2 separate regions of the Homo sapiens genome follow, and region 2 is linked to region 1. A link is an interaction called in ENCODE POLR2A ChIA-PET data of the cell type or tissue named here. Cell type or tissue: PC-9. All regions are shown on one strand. Links, peaks and the distances in the headings refer to the core of each region. The heading gives the core; the rest is flanking DNA.

Region 1 (10,820 bases), core at 2,370-7,369:
TGCCTCTTGACTTAGGGGTGGGACAAAAATTGGACACACTTTCTGAATAGCTGTTTATTCTGCATCCTTATATTCCACAGTGTGCTTTGTTCTCATAACTAGATTTATAATTTATTTAGTGAGTTTTAAAATTTCTGCAGGACATTTGCTAGTTAACAATCTAAAATGATTTAAAACTTTGATTTATGCTAACATTTTGCTTAAGCTTTCATTGAGTGTGAAATTGGAGTGTGTAGGCTGAAATCTTTAAGAGGGGAAAGTTGAAATGTACTGCGTGCTGTGCCACTTCATTGAGTTTTACTCTCTGGATGAAAACATTTTTTTCCAGCCACGTGTGGTGGCTCACACCTGTTATCTTAGCACTTTGGGAGGCCAAGGCAGGAGGATCACTTGAGCCCAGGAGTTGGAGACCAGCCTAGGCAACATAGGGAAATCCTGTCTCTACAAAAAGAGTTTAAAAAGTTAAAAAAAAAAAAAATTCTGCTTCCTGAACATTGATAGAGCTCAGAACAGTTTCTGGGTCATGTGAGTTCTCTTCAACTTGCAATTGTTTTTCAAAGGTTCGACAACGGAAGAAATGGAAATTCCTAAAAATTGTATGACTCTTCTCTCAATAACTCACATTTTTGGAGATTTAGGAAACAAGTGTGATAAACTTTTGATTCTTTTGGAGGGAAAACGTGGCAATTAAGCCTTAAAGCCCTCTGTGATTTATTCTTTGTGACTGGAATGTTATTTTCCTTTTTCTCTGTCTGGCAAACTCTAAGTGGATGTATAGCTGACTTATTAGTTTCTAGTCTTTTCTAAAGCTTCTGAATTTGGTTTACCAAAGCACTGCCCTAAGATAAGTCTGTGGTAATACTGGCATGCTTTCATTGAAGACCTTCAAATTGTCAGAAAAAAAAAGGAAACAGTCCAGCAAGCATTCATTAGAATGTGTTATCTTTGGACCCTGGTAGAGGAAGTCCCTTGGCTGAAATGGCACACTCTAATCCAGAAATTCTCCTGAAAGGTCTGCTTCTGAGTCTTCAGAGGAAAGAGGAATACATTTTCTAAAGAAAGATAATCATTTGTTTTTTTCAGAAAGAAGAGTTAAACCATTCTTTATTGGCTAGGACTCCTGGGAATTATATAAGAAGGAAGCTGAGAAGGAAGATGTCAAACAATGACTCTCCAAAGGTTTTAGTTTTTTTTTTTTTTTTTTTTTTTTCCCCCTTGCTTCTCCTAGAGGTAACAGACACCTATAACTCTTTGTTCTTGGTGAAGACCAAGTGTTTGCCTAAAAGAGTGTTGAGAGACCCAAGAAAATAAGACACTTAGGGCAGTTTTACTTTACTTGACTGTCCCTTGGGTAAAATGATGGAAGTTGAAATGTGACTCTTCTGATAATTGCCTCCTCTGTTCTTCTATGATATAAGCCAAGGGTAACAAACATTCCAAGATTATTATATTTTTGAAATTTGGGGATTGTTTTGAAGTTGATAAAATATTTCATATTAGCAATTTATTGAGAAGTTGAAAGAAAAACATGATGCTCACTTTAAGAACAAGTATAGGCCGGGCGCGGTGGCTCACACCTGTAATCCAAGCACTTTGGGAGGCCGAGGTGGGTGGATCACGAGGTCAGGAGATTGAGACCATCCTGGTTAAGACGGTGAAACCCCGTCTCTACTAAAAAATACAAAAAATTAGCCAGGCGTGGTGGCGGGCGCCTGTAGTCCCAGCTACTCAAGAGGCTGAGGCAGGAGAATGGCATGAACCCAGGAGGCGGACCTTGCAGTGAGCCAAGATTGTGCCACTGCACTCCAGCCTGGGCAACAGAGCAAGACTCTGTCTCCAAAAAACAAACAAACAAACAAACAAACAAACAAACTGATGGTTTAAATGCAGAACAATTGCAGGAATTATGATAGTGAGAGCACCCCTGCACTCACCGTTTAGATTCTACAGTTGCATTTTACTATATTTGCTATAGCGTATACATTTACCATATTTACTGTAGAATCATCCTCTATCCATTTCTTTGTGTATAAGGATTTTGCTTTAGGATTTTATATTACAACAAAAGGCTACAAACAATATAGGAGAGTGGTTGAATATGGTAAATATAATAGTCTGTTCTTGCATTGCTATAAATACTGAAGACTGGGCAATTTATAAAGGAAAGAGGTTTAGTTAGCTCACAGTACTGCAGGCTGTACAGGAAGCAAGGCTGGGGAGGCCTCAGGGAGCTTTTACTCACGGTGGAAGGCAGAGCTGGAGCAGGCATCTTCACATGGCTGGAGTAGGAGGAAGAGAGGCGGAAGGTGCTATACAATTTAAACGACCAGATCTCATGGGAACTTCGCACCGAGGGGATGGTGCTAAACCATTCATGAGAAACCGCCCCGTGATCCAATCACCTCCCACCGGGCCCCACCTCCAACACTGGGGATTACAATTTGACATGAGATTTGGGTGGGGACACAAGTCCAAACCATATTATTATGGAATATGGTGGAATTCTCTGCAGCAGTGAAAAAGAATGAGGCACTTTGTATGGACTGACACGGAACAATCTCAAAGATACAGGAAGTAAAAATGGGCTCAGAAGGCTATATGAAGTATACTACTATTTGTGTAACAAAGAGATGTACATATATGTGTGTGCATGCTGTATATGCATGAAATATCTCCAGAAAGTATAAGCAAGAAGCTGATATGACTGGGGGTGTGGGGTAGCCCACCTACAGTACCATGCATATATATTATAAATTTTTAAACTGTGTGCACTTATGCTAACTGCTGGAAGGTTTAATTGCTTCCTTGATATTTTCAGCATGTCAGAAATCTCCACCTCCTAGTCCTTAGATTTTAGATTGTAACAAATTGCAGCCAAACAGCTAAGGTTTGAATTCTTATTCTTTATTTATATATGTTATAGATTTTACTGTCAATAAAACTAGGATAATTATGAGTTATTAAGAAGTTTAAGTTAGATAGTCTAAGTAAAGTGCTTAATATAAAACAGTGGCTGGCACACAGTACTTGACACAATAAGTATCAAGTATTATTATCAAGCATACAATTTTGTGGGAGAGGCAAATAATAAATAATTTAAATATTCTCTGTAGGTGTGTCTATGAGGGATGCGGTAAGTAAAAGGGAAATCAGAGAAGGCTATATAAGGAAGTTGAGAAGGATAATTGAGAGAGAAGTGAAGGAAGGCCATTCCAGACAGAGAAAGTCCCTTTTCTAAGGTGCAAAAGCATAAAACAGTGTTGGTGAGTTTGAAAATTCCAGTAGTTCATAATGGCTTGAAATAGTCTGGGTTATGAGAGATGCAATGGCAGATGATGATGATAGCTGACATTTATTGAGCACTTAGGCAACGTCCTCTTTTAAGTGTTTTTTATGTTTTAATGTATTAATTCCCTATAGTAACTATATTGGTAGTATAATTACCTTCATTTTACTGTTGAGCAGACCGAGGCAGGGAGATTAAGTAACTTATCCAAGGTCTTGCAAAGTCAGCCCATGTTTGTGTGCACCCCTTGTGCTGCCTCATGAGCCTGCTTGGTAGATGTAGTGCAGACAATGAGCAGTGTCTGGATTCACTTCCATAAGCTTTGGGAAACTATAATATTAAAGGATTTTAAGCAATAAAGTGAAACTCTCAGATTTCTACTCTAGGATGACCAGCAATGGCTTAGGGAAGATGATGAAAATCTCGTTTCCACTTCCTTCCTTTCCCTTCTCCTCCCACCCCAAATCCTTTATGTCCTGAAGAAATGATATAATTCATTATTAATATAATACTTTGAGAAATGTGGAGGAGTTCTTTAAATTGATCTTCACCTTGTAATGAATTTGGACACATTTTCAGGACTTCTCCAGCTGTATCAAAGTAAAGGCAAGAAGGGTCAACAATAACAGTTATATTATATGCATTTTATTTTATTTTATTTTAATTTTTGAGACGGAGTCTCACCTTTTTGCCTAGACTGGAGTGCAGTGGCACGATTTCGGCTGACTGCAACCTCCACCTCTGGGTTCAAGCAATTCTCCTGCATCAGCCTCCCGAGTAGAGTAGCTGGGATTACAGGCACCCACCACCATGCATGGCTAATTTTTGTGTCTTTTAGTAGAGATGGGGTTTCACCCTGTTGGCCAGGCTGGTTTGGAACTCCTGACCTCAGGTGATCCAGCCTGCCTCAGTGCTGGGATTATAGGCGTGAGCCACCGTGCCCAGCCACATACATATTTTAGATTAAGCTCCTATATGATATATGTAACAAAATACCTCCAAACTGCTGCTTAAAACAACATTCAGCATTTGTTATCCCACACACCTTTTGTGGGTCAGGAATTTAGGAGTGGCTTGAGGTCCCTTCTCAGGTTGCAGTCAACTGAAGGCTTGATAGGGCCTGGAGGATCCAATTGCAACATAGTGCATTCACAAGGTTGGCAGAGTTCTTGCTGGCTGTTGGCAGAAGCTTCAGTTCCTTGCACATGGAACCTCTTCATAGGGCTGCCTGAGTTTCTTCATGATACTGCACCTGGCTTTCCAGAAGAAAGGATTCATATAAGAGCAAGGTGAAAGCTGCAATGTCTTTTATGACGTAGCCTTGGAAGACATTATTGTCAAGAGTTTGAATACCAGGAGGCAGAGCTCACTGGGGGCCATTTTGTGGGCTGGTTACCACAGTTCTCATGAAAATGTTAGTGAATAGAATAATAAAATTTAGAACTAAAAGGAGCCGTAGCCCAGTGGTTTCAAGATGTGGCTCTTGAACCAGCAGCAGCACTTGTGAATTTGGTTAAAATGTAAATTATTGGGCCTGTCCCAAGACTTACTGAATTAGGATCGAGGAGTGACTCCCAACACTCACTCTCTCTCTCTCTCTTTTTTTTTAAATAAACTTTATACTTTAGAACACTTTTAGATTTATAGAAAAATCGGGCTGGGCGTGGTGGCTCACGCCTGTAATCCCAGCACTTTGGGAGGCAGAGGTGGGCGGATCACGAGGTCAGGAGATTGAGACCATCCTGGCTAACACGGTGAAACCCCGTCTCTACTAAAAATACAAAAAATTAGCCGGGCGTAGTGGCGGGCGCCTGTAGTCCCAGCTACTCGGGAGGCTGAGGCAGGAGAATGGCGTGAACCCGGGAGGCGGAGCTTGCAGTGAGCTGAGATAGCGCCACTGCACTCCAGCCTGGGTGACAGAGCAAGACTCCATCTAAACCAAAAAAAAAAAAAAAAAAAAAAAAAAAGAAAAATTGAAAATTGGGCAGATAGTATAAGTAGTTCCCACACACACACATATACAGACACACACACAGAGTTCCCCCTATTATTAACATCTTGCATGAGTGTGGCTTATCTGTTACAACTGATGAAGCAGTATTAATATATTATTAACTGAAGTCTACAGTTTAAGATTCACTCTTTGTGTTGTACATTCTGTGGGGTTTGACAGAAACGTAAATGTCATGTGCTTATCCACAGTTACAGTATCCTGCAGAATAGTTTCACCACCATTAAAACTTCTGTGCTCCATGTAATCATCTCTCCCTTCTTTGCCCAGCCCCTGGCAACCACTGGTCCTTTTACTATCTCTATAGTTTTGTCTTTTAAAGAAAGTTGAAGTTCCTTTTAAAGAAAGTTCTATGGTTGGAATCATATAGTGTGTATACTTTCAGATTGGCTTCTTTCACTTAACAATATGTGTTTAATGTTCCTCTTTCTTGTTCTTTAGAGCTCATTTCTTTTTATTGCTCAGTGAACACCACAGTTCGCATATCTATTCATGAAGTACGGTTGAAGGACACCTTGGTTGCCTTCTGTCTCTGATTATGAATAAAACTACTCTAAAATTTGTGCAGATTTTTGTATGGACATAAGTTTTTAAGTCAGTTGGACAAATGCTTAGGGGCACGATTGTGGGATTGTATGGTAAGATTATGTTTAGCTTTTTCAGGCTGGGCGTGGTGGCTCATGCCTATAATCCCAGCACTTTGGGAGGCTGAGGTGGGCAGATCACGAGGTCAGGAGATCGAGACCATCCTGGCTAACACAGTGAAACCCCGTCTCTACTAAAAATACAAAAAAATTAGCCGGGCGTGGCAGTGTGTGCCTGTAGTCCCAGCTGCTGGGGAGGCTGAGGCAGGAGAATGGCATGAAACCAGGAGGCAGAGCTTGCAGTGAGTCGAGATCGTGCCATTGCACTCCAGCCTGGGTGACAGCGCAAGACTCTTCTCAAAAAAACAAAACAAAACAAACAAACAAACAAACAAACAAAAAAACATTATGTTTAGCTTTTTCAGAAAATGCCATACTGTGCTTCATGTTTGCTGTGGGTTAGATGCTTCCGTTTCCTGTAGTTTTCTTGTTTTTTTCCACCCCTGGTTTCTTTGGGTTTCCCTAAGAACTCCTTCTTAAATAGAGTCTGTCTTGAAGCTCTGTCAGTTGTAATGCATTTTTTTTTTTATACTGGAGCTCTGTTGATGTGGTGGAAAGGTGTTGGGGAAGGAGTGCATTCTGTAATCTAATATTAAATCTCAGTTTTTTAGTGGGCGTAAGTCTTTAGGCTGTGATCTTCCGAAGAGTTTATTAGCTTTCCTCCCCTCACCCCTTCTGTGAGAAGGCAAGAGGGAGTTGAGTAATTGTCCTTTCCCCAGGTCTACAAAGCTCCTGCGAAGTAGTTTTTCTTAGCAGGTGGGCCTTTGTTATGGAGAATGCTCTGAGCAATTGCAAAATGGTTACTTTCCCCTCTCCCTGCCTAAAATACGAGGGGATTTTTTTCTTTGATGTTCTTGTAAGAACCTGTTCAGGCTCCTGGAGGTAAAAGCTATATAGGTCCCTCTTAAGTCTGGACCTCCAGAAGTTTTAACTCTCAAGCTAGTCCACACTCAGTCTTCTGCAGTTCGTCAAAATTACCGTTCAGGTATTGATTACTGTATTGCTTACTGGTTCATGTAGCTTTTGCTTCTGGTAATCTGATCTTTTCTGTGATTCTCTGTATTTTCTTGTGATTTTTTTCCTTCAAATTTTGTGGTAGCTGTTTGCTCTGTGACCCCAGTTCTCTAATGGATCTAAGAAAGGCCATTGATTTCAGTTTGTTTAGCTGTTTTCTTGCTGTGAGGATGGGAATGATGACTTCTGAACTGAAAATGAAGCCTGGCACCCAACACCCCTTGCTTTAACAAATCCCTCCAGGTGATTCTGAGGCATGTGAATGGTTGAGAACCACTCATGCAGCGTTAGTCCTTCAGTTCACAGATAAAGTACAAAGGGGAAACTGGCTGGTCACTGTGGCTCACACCTGTAATCTTAGCCCTTTGGGAGCCTGGGAGGTAGATGGTGCAGTGAGCTGTGATTGCACCACTGTACACCAGCCTGGGTGACAGAACAAGACTCTGTCTCAAAAAACAAAACCAGACTGGGCGTAGTGGCTCATGCCTGTAATCCCAACACTTTGGGAGGCTGAGGCAGGTGGATCACCTGAGGTCAGGAGTTCAAGACCAGCCTGACCAACATGGTGAAACCCTGTCTCTACTAAAAATACAAAAATTAGCTGGGTGTGGGGACGCATGCCTGTAATCCCAGCTACTTGGGAGGCTGAGGTAGGAGAATGGGGTGAACCCGGGAGGCGGAGCTCGCGGTGAGCCGAGATCGCGCCACTGCACTCCAGCCTGGGCAACAGAGCGAGACTCTGTCTCAAAAACAAAAACAAAAACAAAAAAAACCCCAAAAACAAATGGGGGAAATTACTTTTCTAAGTTACAGGGAGAGTCAAAACCCGGACTAGAACCTGGGTCTCTTGACTAGATCATCTTCAAGCTGTATTTTTGTATCTACATATAGTGACCTTCAAAGGGATTCATTATATTTCATCTTGTGTATTGTATGTTTGACAAGTATATTTGTTTTGATGGTTCACTGATTTCAGTCCTTGGTATTTACCTCAAGTTCATTCTGGGATCTGGTTCTATTCATACACATTATCATAGCTATTTGGAAGCTTACTTGAAATCTTCTCTTTGAAAGAAATATCAGCCTATCTCAGGTGTGAGCTTCAGTGTAACATTGATGTGAGTGAAATAGTATGTTATATAGAAAATTTTATTTTCCCCTGCCATCCCTTACATAAGATTTTTTAAATACCTGAAAGAAAACCTTAGAGCTCTTCATTCAGTCTTTGGAAAAGCCTGATGTGAACCATCATATGGGAGGAATCAGCTGCATCTGTCATTCTTTCTTCCCATGAGTTCCCATAATTTCATTTTCTTAATATGTAGTATAGGGTGGATAGCAGTCATAATCCCCTTTTCCATCTCAAGCCAGCCCACACTCCTTAGCCTCATGCACATGACATTCCTCTTAAGTTGTGATCTGGAGAAGGCTGGAGATGTTTGCTGTTGGCAGTCTTTTTCTGTAAAGGGCCAGATATAGTAAATATTTAGTCTTTTCAGGTTGTATGGTCTCTGTTTCAAGTATGGAACTCTGCCATTGTAGTGGGAAGACAAACAACCATAGAAAATACACATAAAAAAATAAGGCCAGGTGCAGTGGCTCATGCCTGTAACCCCAGCACTTTGGGAGGCCGAGGCGGGTGGATCACAAGGTCAAGAGTTCGAAACCAGCCTGGCCAACGTGGTGAAACCCCGTCTCTACTAAAAATACAAAAATTAGCCAGGCATGGTGGCACGTGCCTGTAGTCCCAGCTACTTGGGAGGCTGAGGCAGGAGAATCACTTGAAACCAGGGAGGCAGAGGTTGTGGTGAGCTGAGATTGTGCCACTGCACTCCAGCCTGGGCAACAGAGCGAGACTCCATCTCAATAAAAAAAAAAAAAAAAAAAAATCGGTGTAGCTGACTTCTAATAAAACTTGATTGATTGATTGATTGATTGAGATGGAGTCTCACTCTTGTTGCCCAGGCTGGAGTGCAATGGTGTGGCACGATCTCAGCTCACCGCAGCTTCCACCTCCCGGGTTCAAACGATTCTCTGCCTCAGCCTCCTGAGTAGCTAGGATTACAGGCTTGCGCCACCATGCCCAGCTAATTTTGTATTTTTAGTAGAGACAGGGTTTCTCCATGTTGGTCAGGCTGGTCTTGAACTCCCGACCTCGGATGATCACCTGCCTCGGCCTCCCAAAGTGCTGGGATTACAGGCATGAGCCACTGCGCCTGGCTATAAAAGTTTATTTTCAAAAACAGGTGCAGTCTCTTGGCCCTAGTTGCTAGCTGCTGTTTCAGAGCCTGTGGAAATCTTACCTTCACTTTATGCCCCAAAGGATGCCATCGTTTTTATCTACTGGATGGGATCCCCAAGATTACTTAGATTGTTTTCAGAAGTAATAACAGATATCTGGGTATGGAGCATAGCATCTTAGTTTTAGTTTCTTTTTTGAGGGATGCTTTTTGGTGTTATGGTATACCACAGGTGCCTAGAGAAAATTCCGTTTTAGGTGCTGTCCTTTGAGGAAATACTGCTGATCTCAAATAACTGTGGGTAATTGAAATATCATACCTTTTAATGGTGACTACTAATCCCCTAAAAAGAATATAGACTTTTTCGCTCTAAACATGGTTTCAATAGGGTTTTTTTTTTTTTGATGGTCTCTTATGACTCTAGATTGAAACAAACAAGAAAATAACCCTACTTCTATAGTTACTATAACAGCTGAGGCAAGCTATACTACCAGTGGTGCATGGTAAAGCCTGCCTTTTAATAAGTTCTTAAATATAAAGAATGATAGAAAGTTTCAAGTTATGGTGTGTTATAGGTGCCTATGGAGTTATTAGGTTAGAGGAATGATTTTAATTTACTTGGATTCCTTAGCACATTGCTTATTGCATGCGTGCTCAGTAAAAGTGGATACTGGTGTTTGTGCTTTGCAGCTACCGCAGGTCTTGGTTGTCATGGCTTCTCATTAGTGCATTAAGATCCCTTTAGAGCTCTGGTTGCCTGGCAAGAGAAAAGGCAGGAACTGCCAGGAGCTGAAAGGACAGATGCTTAGCTGCAGAAGTAGCCTCTGGGGAGCGTTGGCTGCGTTGGCTGAGGTTCGTGTGCATGTGGTCAAATGTGTGAACTTGGGTTTTGCTAGACAAAACTCTGGGCTACATGGATTAATTAATATATGCTACAAGTGGTCTTTGTTTTAGAAGTCTTTGCAGTTTGAGCTATTTAAAACTTTTTTTAAATAAGCAAATTAGAAGATTCTGTTTGGGGTGCATTCCTGTCCTTTGGGGAAGTACTGCTGACCTTTAAGAATAGTGGGTAATTGGCCGGGCTCAGTGGCTCACACCTGTAATCCCAGCACTTTGAGAGGCCGAGGCTGGCGGATCACGAGGTTAAGAGATCAAGACCATCCTGGCCAACATGGTGAAACACCGTCTCTACCAAAAATACAAAAATCAGCTGGACGTGGTGGCGCGTGCCTGTAGTCCCAGTTACTTGGGAGGCGGAGGCAGGAGAATCGCTTGAACCCGGGAGGCAGAGGTTGCAGTAAGCTGAGATTGTGCCACTGCACAACAGCCTGGCGACAGAGCGAGACGCTGTCCAAAACAAACAAACAACAAAAAAATAAAAAACAGTGGGTAATTGAAATATTGTATGTTTTAATAATGACTACTAGCCAGATGCGGTGGCTCACATCTGTAATCCCAGCCCTTTAAGAGGCTGAGGCGGGCGGATCACCTGAGGTCGGCAGTTCAAGACCAGCCTGACCAACATGGAGAAATTCTGTCTCTATGAAAAATACAAAATTAGCTGCGCATGGTGGCGCATGCCTGTAATCCCAGCTACTCACGAGGCTGAGGCAGGAGAATCGCTT
Region 2 (10,820 bases), core at 1,862-6,861, 1.9 Mb after region 1:
TTAAAAAAGGGATGAAGTAACAGTACATGCTACATACAACATAGATAAAAACCTTGAAAACATTATGCTAAGGGAAATAAGCCAGTCAAGTCACAAAAGGACAAACACTACATGATTCTATTTATATGAAATGTTCACACTAGGCATAAATATGCATAAAGAAATAAAGCAGATTAGTAATTGACTAGGGCCGGGAGGAGGAGGCAACAGGGAGTGGCTGCTAATGGGTACAGATTTTCTTTTTGGAGTGATGAAAATGTGGAATTAGAGAGTGGGGACAGTTGCACGAAACATGTAAATATACAAAAGAAAACCCACTCAATTATATATTTTAAAAGGGTTAATTTTATAATATATGAATTACATCTTAAGCTATTATTAAAAAACAAATCAGGCTGGGCACAGTGGCTTATACCTGCAATCCCAGCACTTCGGGAGGCCAAGGCTGGAGGATCACTTGAGGCCAGGAGTTTAAGATCAGCCTGGGCAACATATTGAGACCCTGTCTTTACCAAAAAAAAAAAAAAAAAAAAAGAGTTTCGCTCGTTTCCCAGGCTGGAGTGCGATGGCACAATCTCGACACACTGCAACCTCTGCCTCCCGGGTTCAACTGATTCTCCTGCCTCAGCCTCCCAAGTAGCTAGGATTACTGGCACCCGCCACCATGCCCAGCTTTTTGTATTTTTTTTAGTAGAGAAGGGGTTTCACCCATGTTGGCCAAGCTGGTCTGGAACTCCTGACCTCAGGAGATCCACCCGCCTCAGCCTCCCAAAGTGCTGGGATTACAGGCGTGAGCCACCATGCCTGGCCAAAAAAAAAAAAATTTTAATCAGCTAGGCATGGTGATACATGCCTGTACTCCTAACCACTTGGGAGTCTGAGGCAGGAGGATCACTTGAGTCCAGGAATTCAAGGTGCCAGTGAGCTACGATCACACCTCTGCACTCCAGCCTGGATGACAGAGTGAGACCATCTTTAAAAAGAAATAAAATAATTTAAAAAAGAACCAAATCCCTGTAACTACTGAAACCACTGTGAAGGTTGTTTCTTTAAAAACATACACTTTCCTCTTTTGTTTAGCAGAACATACTCAGTATTGCTTTTCTGAATTTACTCAAGGTCAACACTATGAAACATCAATGACTAAACAGCTGTAAATTCAGAGAATTCAACGGTGCGCAGGCTAGTAGCCCTTTACATAGTTATCTCCAAACTACTATTCTTTCACAGTATTCCACCTGTCTTCTATAATTTTGTTTCCTCCTTCTACCATGAAAAATCAAGAACAACAAGAGATCAGAGGCAGGAGGGATATACTAAGGAAAAGGTGAAGGACTGTGCACACAGGCAGCCACATACACTTAAAGAGAGGCTGTTTTCTGTTTTCTTCCCCGCTTGTTTTCTGCTTTCTACCCATTCTGAAGGCAACGTCTCCCATTCTTACTAAGGATACACATCTCCATCCTTTTATGTTTACCGACCCAAAACAAGGGGAAAAGTGGGGAAGCCCACCCAAATAGCTGAACTGTGGAAGACCTCAAATGATACTGACATCACCCAAACTGCCTGATTCCACCTGAGAACACCCACAGGGCAAAGACCGCACAGACCATAGCATTCCAAGGTGTTCTGCTTCTCCACTATTCAAAGAAAAAGTTCTGGGGCCGGGCACGGTGGCTCACGCCTGTAATCCCAGCCCTTTGAGAGACTGAGGCAGGTGGATTGCTTGAGCTGGCCAAGAGTTCAAGACCAGCCTAGGCAACATAATGAAACCCCTGTCTCTACTAAAAACATAAAAATCAGCCGGGCGTTGTGGCATATGCCTGTGTTTTCCAGCTAAGTCCTCAGCTTGGGGGGCTGAGGTGGGAGGATCACTTGAGCCCAGGCTGTCGAGGCTTCAGTGAGCTGAAATTGTGCTACTGCACTCCAGCCTGGGCGACAGAATAAGACCTTGTCTCAAAAAAAAAAAAGAGAGAGAGAGAGACAAAGAAAAAGCTTTGAGACAGTTACTACACCTACCACTAACTTACTCCACACACACCCAGGCTGGCTGACCAAGGACACTTGGCCTTCTATCTGTAGCTACACTGAACACTTTCTCTGCAAAACTCTATAGCATCTGAACATAAGACACTCCTTTAGGAGTCAATATCTTTTCTTTTACACTGTTTGATGGGGACAGAGTTTGAGGTGCCAGGACCCCCTGCTATGATAACCAGCTTCTCACACAATCTCCTCTCACTCTAAGACCCTCTAAATGATCAGCAGGCTGCTGGATCTAACCAACCTTCTTTCATAGTCGACCAGAGTGAGATGATCACCTGGCCTATGGAAACAAAGCAAATGGCTGAGAGGAGTCAGTCCAATACCCAGTCTTGAATATTTTTGTACTGAGCCATAGAAATGGGAGTCAGATGATGATGAGTACTGGAACTAGAGTCAGGACATGCAGGAGCCATGACTAAGGCCACTACATGTAACTCAAGCAAGGAAGCTACATGTGAATGGAAAAAGCCCAGCTCCAGAGAAGACATGTACTCCAGACTCTCCAGATCCAGTTCCCACTGCCCAGCTGCACTTCAGTTTCTGTCCCGAGAGGCTACGATTGCTTCTGCTCTTCTTAGACTAAAACTGCTTTCACTTGGCCTAAACTGTGTGGCTCATGGGACTTGCAATCAAAAGTGCTCTAATCTAAAGCACGGCCTGCTTACCTTCCCTGACATCAACCCCAAACCATCTGTTTCCTAGTGTTTATTAAGAACCTCAGACTTTTCTGAATGAGCTAGCCAATCCTCTTTACAAATATAAATATTGCAAATATTAAAATCTCACCTAAAAATCACTTTCTGTATAAATGAACCTCAGGGCCTGATTACCATCACTTTTTTTTTTTTTTAATGTGTGATTCTGACAGTTTATTTAAGGCACAGCCTCCCACCTTGGGGTCATGAAAATATTGGCCATATATTTACTGTTAGGACATTATAACTAGTTTTCTCATTAAGCTTCAAATCCATTTGAAGTTTTTATTTTTTTAATTGTGGCAAAATATGCATAACATAAAATTTACCACTTTAACCCTTTTTGAGCATACAATTTAGTGAAATTAGGGACATTCCTATTGTGTATCACCATTAGCCATAGCTTATTTTCAAAGCATTCTGAAAATCATGACTTTTTTATTTTTATTAAACAAGTGTTTATGTTCCCTCATCAAATGACAAGGGCCAGGAGCCTCATCAGTGGCAGGACTGTGGCAGGACAGTGACGAAGGTAGCAAAGAGCACCCACAACAACTTGGAGCAGCACCAGAGCAGCTAAATCCATCCTCAGTTCCTCCAGACATGGCCACAGAAGCTAAAGAGACTAAAAATACTTGGAGAGGACAGATAAAAAGCTGTCAAGGATATTTAGCCCAGTTAGAGAGGTCGCCACTATCACCATATTTGCATCAGAAAACACTCATACAAGCTGCAGTGGGAAATATTTAGAATAATTAGATTCAGTACAGAAAGCCTGATGTTCCTTCCCTCCCAGAATGCCTGGAAGAAATCTCTGGGCCTTGAATTTGGTCAAGTTATCTATGATCAATTTCTGGAGGACCCCTAGGAAGAAAGACAAGTACTTCAAAAATGTTAAGTGCCCACTCTCCACCCTTCTAACTTGTTATAGCTTTCTTTTTAGCACAACAGCCTCTATCAAGAAAACCAAATGAGGAAGAAACTTTCATCAAAGCTTTGTGAAAGCAAATGATTCAGCCAGAACATTTCATAATGGCTGAGATGGAAAGGATAAGGCAGGGAATGTTTACACGAACACCAGGAACTTCAACTTGCCTCTCAGTATCTTTAAAAATGAAAGAAACTTCCAAAAATAAATTATGTTCACGGCCTCTCCAAACGCGAGGCCTATAGGAGGCCCAGGGAGCAGGTTCAAGTGAAGATGTGATATGATCAATGACAGTGGGCCCACAGCAACTCCCCAATCCACACGAGTTTCTAAATAGGAAGAGTCTTCATTTACTGAATTACTGGGAATCGATAGATTTTAATAACAGTTATATTAATCAACTCCAGAAAGTACAACTAAATGAATATAAATACTACCTTAAACATAAAAAGTCTGAGGTTAGCAAATATTTTTCATCTGTAATCATATATTATTTAAGTCTATTTTCCAAAACTATGAACCCTCATCTATGTCTGAACAAAGACCTCAGATCTGTCATACAGAATAACTATGAACATTTTGGTGTTGTACATCTTTTTTAATAAATTTAAATTTTTTTACATTTTGTTTGTTTTGAGACAGGATCTCACTCTGTCATCCAGACTGGAGTGCAGTGGCGTGATCGTAGCTCACTGCAGCCTTGACCTCAAGGGCTCAAGTAATCCTCCAACCTCAGCCTCCCAGGTACCTGGGATCACAGGCGCACACCAACACATCTGGCTAATTTTTTCTATTTTTAGTAGAGACAAGGTCTCACTATGTTGCCCAGGCTGGTCTCGAACTCCAGGGCTAAAGCAATCCTCCCGTCTCGGCCTCCCAAAGTGCTTAGATTATAGGCACCGAGCCACAGCACCCGGCCTACGTTTTTTAAAGTAAATATAGTATATTAAACAGACAGACCTAAAAAATTAAGCCCTCTATGTACCTCAGAAAGGAGATATCTGAGTGTCTGTAGTTCAAATCCCCCCATACAGCTTGAGTCAACATATTATTCTTGTCCTGGAGCAAGGACCTCAAAAGGAAAAGATACAGTTATACAGAATAGCTGAATATCAGGAAAGCAAGCCCTGAAATGAAATTCCATATCTCCGACTTCATTTCCTTACACAATAGTCCCCCTCTTATCCATGGTTTCAGTTACAAGCGGTCAACTAAGGTCCAAAAATAGGTGAGTATGGTACAATAAGATAATCAGAGAGAGAGAGAGACCACATTCACACAACTTTTATTACAGTATATTGCTGCAACTGTTCTGTTTTATCATTAGTTATTGCTATTAATTATTAATAGTAATTATTATTAATGGGAAGGAACTTTCGAGGTCATCGCTAGGAAAACCCTTTACCCAACACATGAATCCCCTCAAAATGACTACCAACTATCTCATTACATAAGAGCTGAGGTCTGAGAAAAGCAAGATGAGGAAAAGCTGTGCTGGAATCAAGAGTGATAAATGCAGAAATACCATCTGGTAAAAGAAGGTATGGAGGCCATGGAGAGAAAGGCTTCTAGCTCCTGGTCCACCTAAGTGGCAGCAAAGACAGCACAGGATGCAGCTCTGCTGGGATCCTTGAGTCCTGCTCACCAGCATTCCCAGCTAGTGAAAGAGTACAAGCCAGGCACAGCGGCTCATGCCTGTAAGCCTGGCACTTTGGGAGGCTGAGACAGGATGACTGCTTGAGGCCAGGAGTACAAGACAAGCCTGCGCAACATAGCAAGACCCTTTCTCCATAAAATTAAAAAAGAATTAGCCGGGTGTGGTGGCACACGCCCGTAGTCCTCACTACTCAGGAGGCTGAGGCAGGAGGATCACTTGAACCCAAGAGTTCAAGGTTGCAGTGAGCTGTGATGGCACTCTAGCCTGGGTGACAGATCAAGACTCTTGTCTCTAAAAAATTTTTTTAATTAATAATAAGTAACGAATAAATAAATAATAAATAAATAGTAAAAAGGAAAGAGTTTGAGCTGGGAATCCAAGTGGGCTTGTTCTACAAGCTGTCTAGGAAGTGCAAAGCCTTCACAGCTAGAGAACTAACCAATCACTGATTGGTTCAGGGTTAGATAAAAATGATAACGCTTTAGCCAGGCGTGGAGGTGGAGGCTAACGTCTGTAATCCGAGCACTTTGGGAGGCAGAGGCGGACGGATCATGAGGTCAGGAGATAGAGACCATCCTGGCTAACAAGGTGAAACCCCGTCTCTACTAAAAATACAAAAAATTAGCCGGGCGCGGTGGCGGGCGCCTGTAGTCCCAGCTACTCGGGAGGCTGAGGCAGGAGAATGGCGTGAACCCGGGAAGCGGAGCTTGCAGTGAGCCGAGATTGCGCCACTGCAGTCCGCAGTCCGGCCTGGGCGACAGAGCGAGACTCCGTCTCAAAAAAAAAAAAAAAAAAAAAAATTAGCCAGGTGTGGTGGTGGGCGCCTGTGGTCCCAGCTACCCAAGAGGCTGAGGCAGGAGAATGGCGTGAACTCGAGAAGTGGAGCTTGCATCACTGCACTCTAGCCTGGGCGACAGAGATAGACTCTGTCTCAAAAGATAAATAAATAAATAATTCTGATGCTACCGCCAGTATTCCAGACTTTTTGAAACCTAATAATAATAGCCCATAACTTTTCATAAATTCTACAGTGGCACATGGCTTTGAAAATTAGGGGGTTTTTACAGAGCCCTCTACCATTAAATATTCCTTTTTTAGGCTGGGTGCGGTAGCTCACACCTGTAATCCCAGCACTTTGGGAGGCCGAGGTGGGTGAATCACCTGAGGTCAGGAGTTCAAGACCAGCCTGGCCAACATGGTGTCTCAACTAAAAATACAAAAATTAGCCCAGCGTGGTGTTCAGCACCTGTAATCCTAGCTACTTGGGGGGCGAGGCAGGAGAATCGCTTGAACCAAGGCGGCGGAGGTTGCAATGAACCAAGATCGCGCCATCGCACTGCAGCCTGGGGGACAAGAGCAAGACTTTGTCTCAAAAAAAAAAAAAAAAATTCCTTTCTTCATTATCACTTGCAAATAGATTCTTTTATAGAAATTATATTTAAATAATATATAAATTATTTCATTATTAGGGAAAACAATGTCATTTAAGTCATCTTCAATGTTTATTCACAGTCTACTTGCTTTTATTTCCTTTCTCTTAGCAAATCTACTGAAAGGAGAAAGCCAGCTAACAGACCACTCTTCTGTTACCTATTAGATAATTTAGTTTAACCTAAAGGAACACAAAGCTCTAGTTTCATTTAAGAATGGGAGGACACAGGATCTGTGAGTTGTTATGGCATTTAAAAAGTCATCTCAAGACAGGCGCGGTGGCTCACGTCTGTAATCCCAGCACTTTGGGAGGCAGAGGCAGGCAGATCAGCTGAGGTCGGGAGTTTGAGACCAGCCTGGCCAACATGGTAAAACCCCGTCTCTGCTAAAAAAAACAAAAATTAGCTAGGCGTGGTGGTGCATGCATGTAATCCCAGCTACTCAGGAGGCTGAGGTGGGAGAATTGCTTGAACACAGGAGGCAGAGGTTGCGGTGAGCCAAGATCATGCCACTGCACTCCAGCCTGGGTGACAGAGCTAGATTCCATCTCAAAAAAAAAAAAACCCAGTAAATAAAAAATAAAAAGTCATCTCAGCCGAACGTGGTGGTTCATGCTTGTCATCCCAGCACTTTGGGAGGCCGATGCAGGAGGATCACTTGAGCCCTGTAGTATGAGACCAGCCTGGACAACAGGGCAAAACCCCGTCTCTACAAAAATTAGCCTGGCATGGTGGCACGCACCTATAGCCTCAGTCACTTGGGGGACTGAGGCAGGAGGACTGCTTAGGCCCGAGAAGTGGAGGCTGCAGTGACACAAGATCACGCCACTACACTCCAGTCTGGGTGACAAAGCAAGACTGTCTCAGAAAAAAAAGTGATCTCAAGAGTAAGACTGGGTATCAATCAAAGTGGTTGCAGCTTGAATCATCAATTCTAATCATGCATTATTATTTAGCTAAAATGATGATTCCTAAATATAACACGTTTTATTTCTAAATGTTTCTTGGCAATTGAGTATCCAGAAAGTCAGCAAATCCCCCACGAAAGTAGAGAAAATAAACTTTTTTACGGCTCACCATTCATCAGCTACAGCAGGCTTGAAAGATACTATGGGCCGGAGGCTTAGCCTGAAATTTGGCCTGCAGAAGAAAACTCCAAATAAGATTTCTTCAAGAACTGTTCTAACGTAGTACTGAACTGCAAGCAGTGACCTCCCTAGAGGAGAAACCGGAGTCAACAGCTACACGAGTGCACAATCCAGGGTAGATGCACCCTAAGTCCAATACAAGGAATACTAGGCTAGTTCCACCACAATAATAATATCTTAAAATAAAAGTATCAAACAATGAAGTTATTTAAAATATGTCAAAGGCAAGAAAATGCTCCAAAAAAAAATCTAAATCCATTACAAAGGTAATTTGAATAAAACATCATTTAATCTCTAGGCCTAACCTCTCTGAAATAAAGCATTATATAATCTTCCAACTTAGTCAAATTATACAAGAAATGCTACTTTAGGCCAGCTCAGTGGCTCACGCCTGTAATCCCAGCACTCTGGGAGGCCAAAGTGGGTGGATCACTTGCATTCACAAGTTGGAGACCAGCCTGGGCAACACGGCGAAACTCCATCTCCGCAAAAAATACAAAAATTAGCCAGGCATGGTGGCGCGTGCCTGTAGTCCCAGCTACTTGTGAGGCTGAGGGATCACCTGAGCCCAAGAAGTCGAGGCTGCAGTAAGCCGAGAGAGATCATGCCACTGCACTCCAGACTGAGTGACACAGTGAGACCGTCTCCAAAAAAAAAAAAAAAAAAAAAAAAAAGAAATGCTATTTTATAACAAAGGAGCCATAGCATAGCACTCTCAACTTCCTGTAAGAACAAAAATATTGTGTCAATATGTTCACAACACAGTTCAAGTCACAAAATCATGAGATAATTAAATTGACTTTTTAGGTTTCAATCTGTTTAGCCAGAAACCTTATCCAAACTGTACTGATGCAAATCAGCATGAGAACTATAGCACTATCAAAATAACTCCAGTATCTTATCTTTTGTTTTACCTTTTATCAGTGATTTATGGGCTGACTAATGGTAAACTGATTTGTGCATGTGCCAGAAGTCAGCTCAGGAATACAAAACAGGAAAAAAATTTAGAAGAATCAGATTCATGAATGAAAATGCTGACGTCATAGTTCAGTTCCCAGCAGAGTTTAGAGTAGCATATAAAAAACAGTGTATCTTCTGGAATGTTAAAACACCAAAGTCATTTCGTAAAGGAAATAAAAGAAAAAGTCATTCCTTGCTCAGAATGAGGGAATGGAGAAAAAAAGAGAAAAGCTCAATTAACAACCTTTTCCACAAACCAAAAATGAAAAATATACAATGTATATGGCACAAACTATCATAACTTCTAAACCACATAATTATTTTGTGTTATTGTTAGAAATAATATTTTTTAGGCAGGGCATGGTAGCTCACACTTGTAAATCCCAGCACTTCGGGAGGCTGAGGCAGACGGACTGCTTGAGACCAGGAGTTCAAGACCAGCCTGGGCAATACAGCAAGACCCCACCTCTACGAAAAAGAGAAAAAAAAAACCTAAGCAGCCATGGTGACACACACCTGTAGTCCCAGTCACTCAGGGGGCTGAGGCAGGAGGATCATTTCAGCACAGGAGGCCAAGGCTTCAGTGAGCTATGGATTGCACTACTGCACTCTAGTCTGGGCAACAGAGCGAGACCCTGTCTCTAAAAAAAAGTAAGATAAAATAAGTTTTAAAAGAAGTCACATTTGTTACAGGTGATGACTAGTTGTGTCTCTAAATAAGTAGGACACAGCCGCCCCCCAACTTTAAATCTTTCTCCCACCACACGGCATAACTTTCAAAAATGAGTGCATAATACAGCTAGGCAGTCCTCCACTGAAAATGACCCAGCACAGGCCTACCACACCTGATTTTAAGTAATTCTGAATAATATGGGGTGGAACTCAGTGACCAGAAGAAAGCTCCTGAATTTTTATGTGAGGGAAGAAAAAACAAAAAAACAAAAAAACAAAAAAAACAAAAAAAAAGCCTTTATCTAATGATGTAATATAAACTAATAAAAAAGATTATAAAAATTTGATTTACTTAGAACTATTAAAAGTGGCTAGTGGCATGGATTGTTCATATTTTTCATCTCTCGGCAGCACTGAAAATACAACTAGTAATACAAACTTCTGTAAAGTTTAGACACAATTTACTAAAATCCTTTTATTCAGGACACTTAAGTAACTGATTCCTAGATGTCTAATGTTTCCCAGGGAATTTAAGATTATTACATTCTTAGAAAATAACAGTGACCCTCACATCCTTGGTGACCTCTCCAAAGCACAAAACTGTAAGGACATTCTCTCTTCTTTACCATTCATATGGCTTAAAGTAGCCATTCACCCAAAATGGATTTTTTTTAATTTAAGCAATAAACAATTTTGCCAATAAACATTTTAAAAAGAAGATCTTATTAAGTTAAAATGCAAACATGCCAGTTTTATCTGTAAATCTAAAATGTGAAGAGATCATCTCACATTGTTGCCACCACAAATATCTTTGAAAGAACATCACTACCCCCTTGTGGATTCGCAATAAAAAAATCCTTCTCTTGAATCTTTTTAAATATTCCATTCTGCTGAACTTCCATCAAAGTTTTCATTTTCTTCACTAAGAAGGGTTATTTCAATTACTTTTTAAAAAGACAAACAATATTTTTCTTAAAACCAATCCAATCAACTTATTTGTCCTCTAAGCGTCCCCATTTTGGGGAGCATTCTTTATACGTGTGCATGTGTTGATTCAATACAATAACCCTATCAACATTCCATTTCTTCTTCAAATATCTGAATTTATACTTCCAGTCATCACTTTGAGATTATTTTTAATCATAAATGAGTAATTTTTTCCACTATAACATCTTTTTTCTTTCTATCTGATAATTTCACACTTTGTACCAATTTCTTATTATCACTCCCAAATGATTTGATATCCAAGTGCCCAGAAAACCAACAGGGCACATATATCCTCAG

The links. Peaks named below come from ENCODE experiments on the same cell type or tissue, not always from the same donor. Only the 100,000 strongest peaks of a DNase experiment are listed, where the experiment ranks them.
Region 2: POLR2A ChIA-PET joins it to region 1 with 15 read pairs; 1 of 35 experiments calls an interaction of 5 or more read pairs at or near these places.

What each region holds. Positions count from the first base shown.
Region 1 is chr1:8,727,242-8,738,061 of GRCh38, reverse strand. The region is part of intron 1 of RERE (arginine-glutamic acid dipeptide repeats); the gene reads left to right. Among named protein-coding and RNA genes, the nearest start is that of RERE, 85 kb to the left of the region's middle. RefSeq lists a silencer at 5,999-6,168 and an enhancer at 7,151-7,650. In PC-9, for the core only: no CTCF peak of the experiment used is centred there; a DNase peak (open chromatin) is centred at 4,361.
Region 2 is chr1:6,793,891-6,804,710 of GRCh38, reverse strand. All of the region lies in intron 1 of CAMTA1 (calmodulin binding transcription activator 1), which reads right to left. Among named protein-coding and RNA genes, the nearest start is that of CAMTA1, 14 kb to the right of the region's middle. In PC-9, for the core only: no CTCF peak of the experiment used is centred there; a DNase peak (open chromatin) is centred at 3,770; H3K4me3 peaks cover 613 bases; H3K27ac peaks cover 1,478 bases.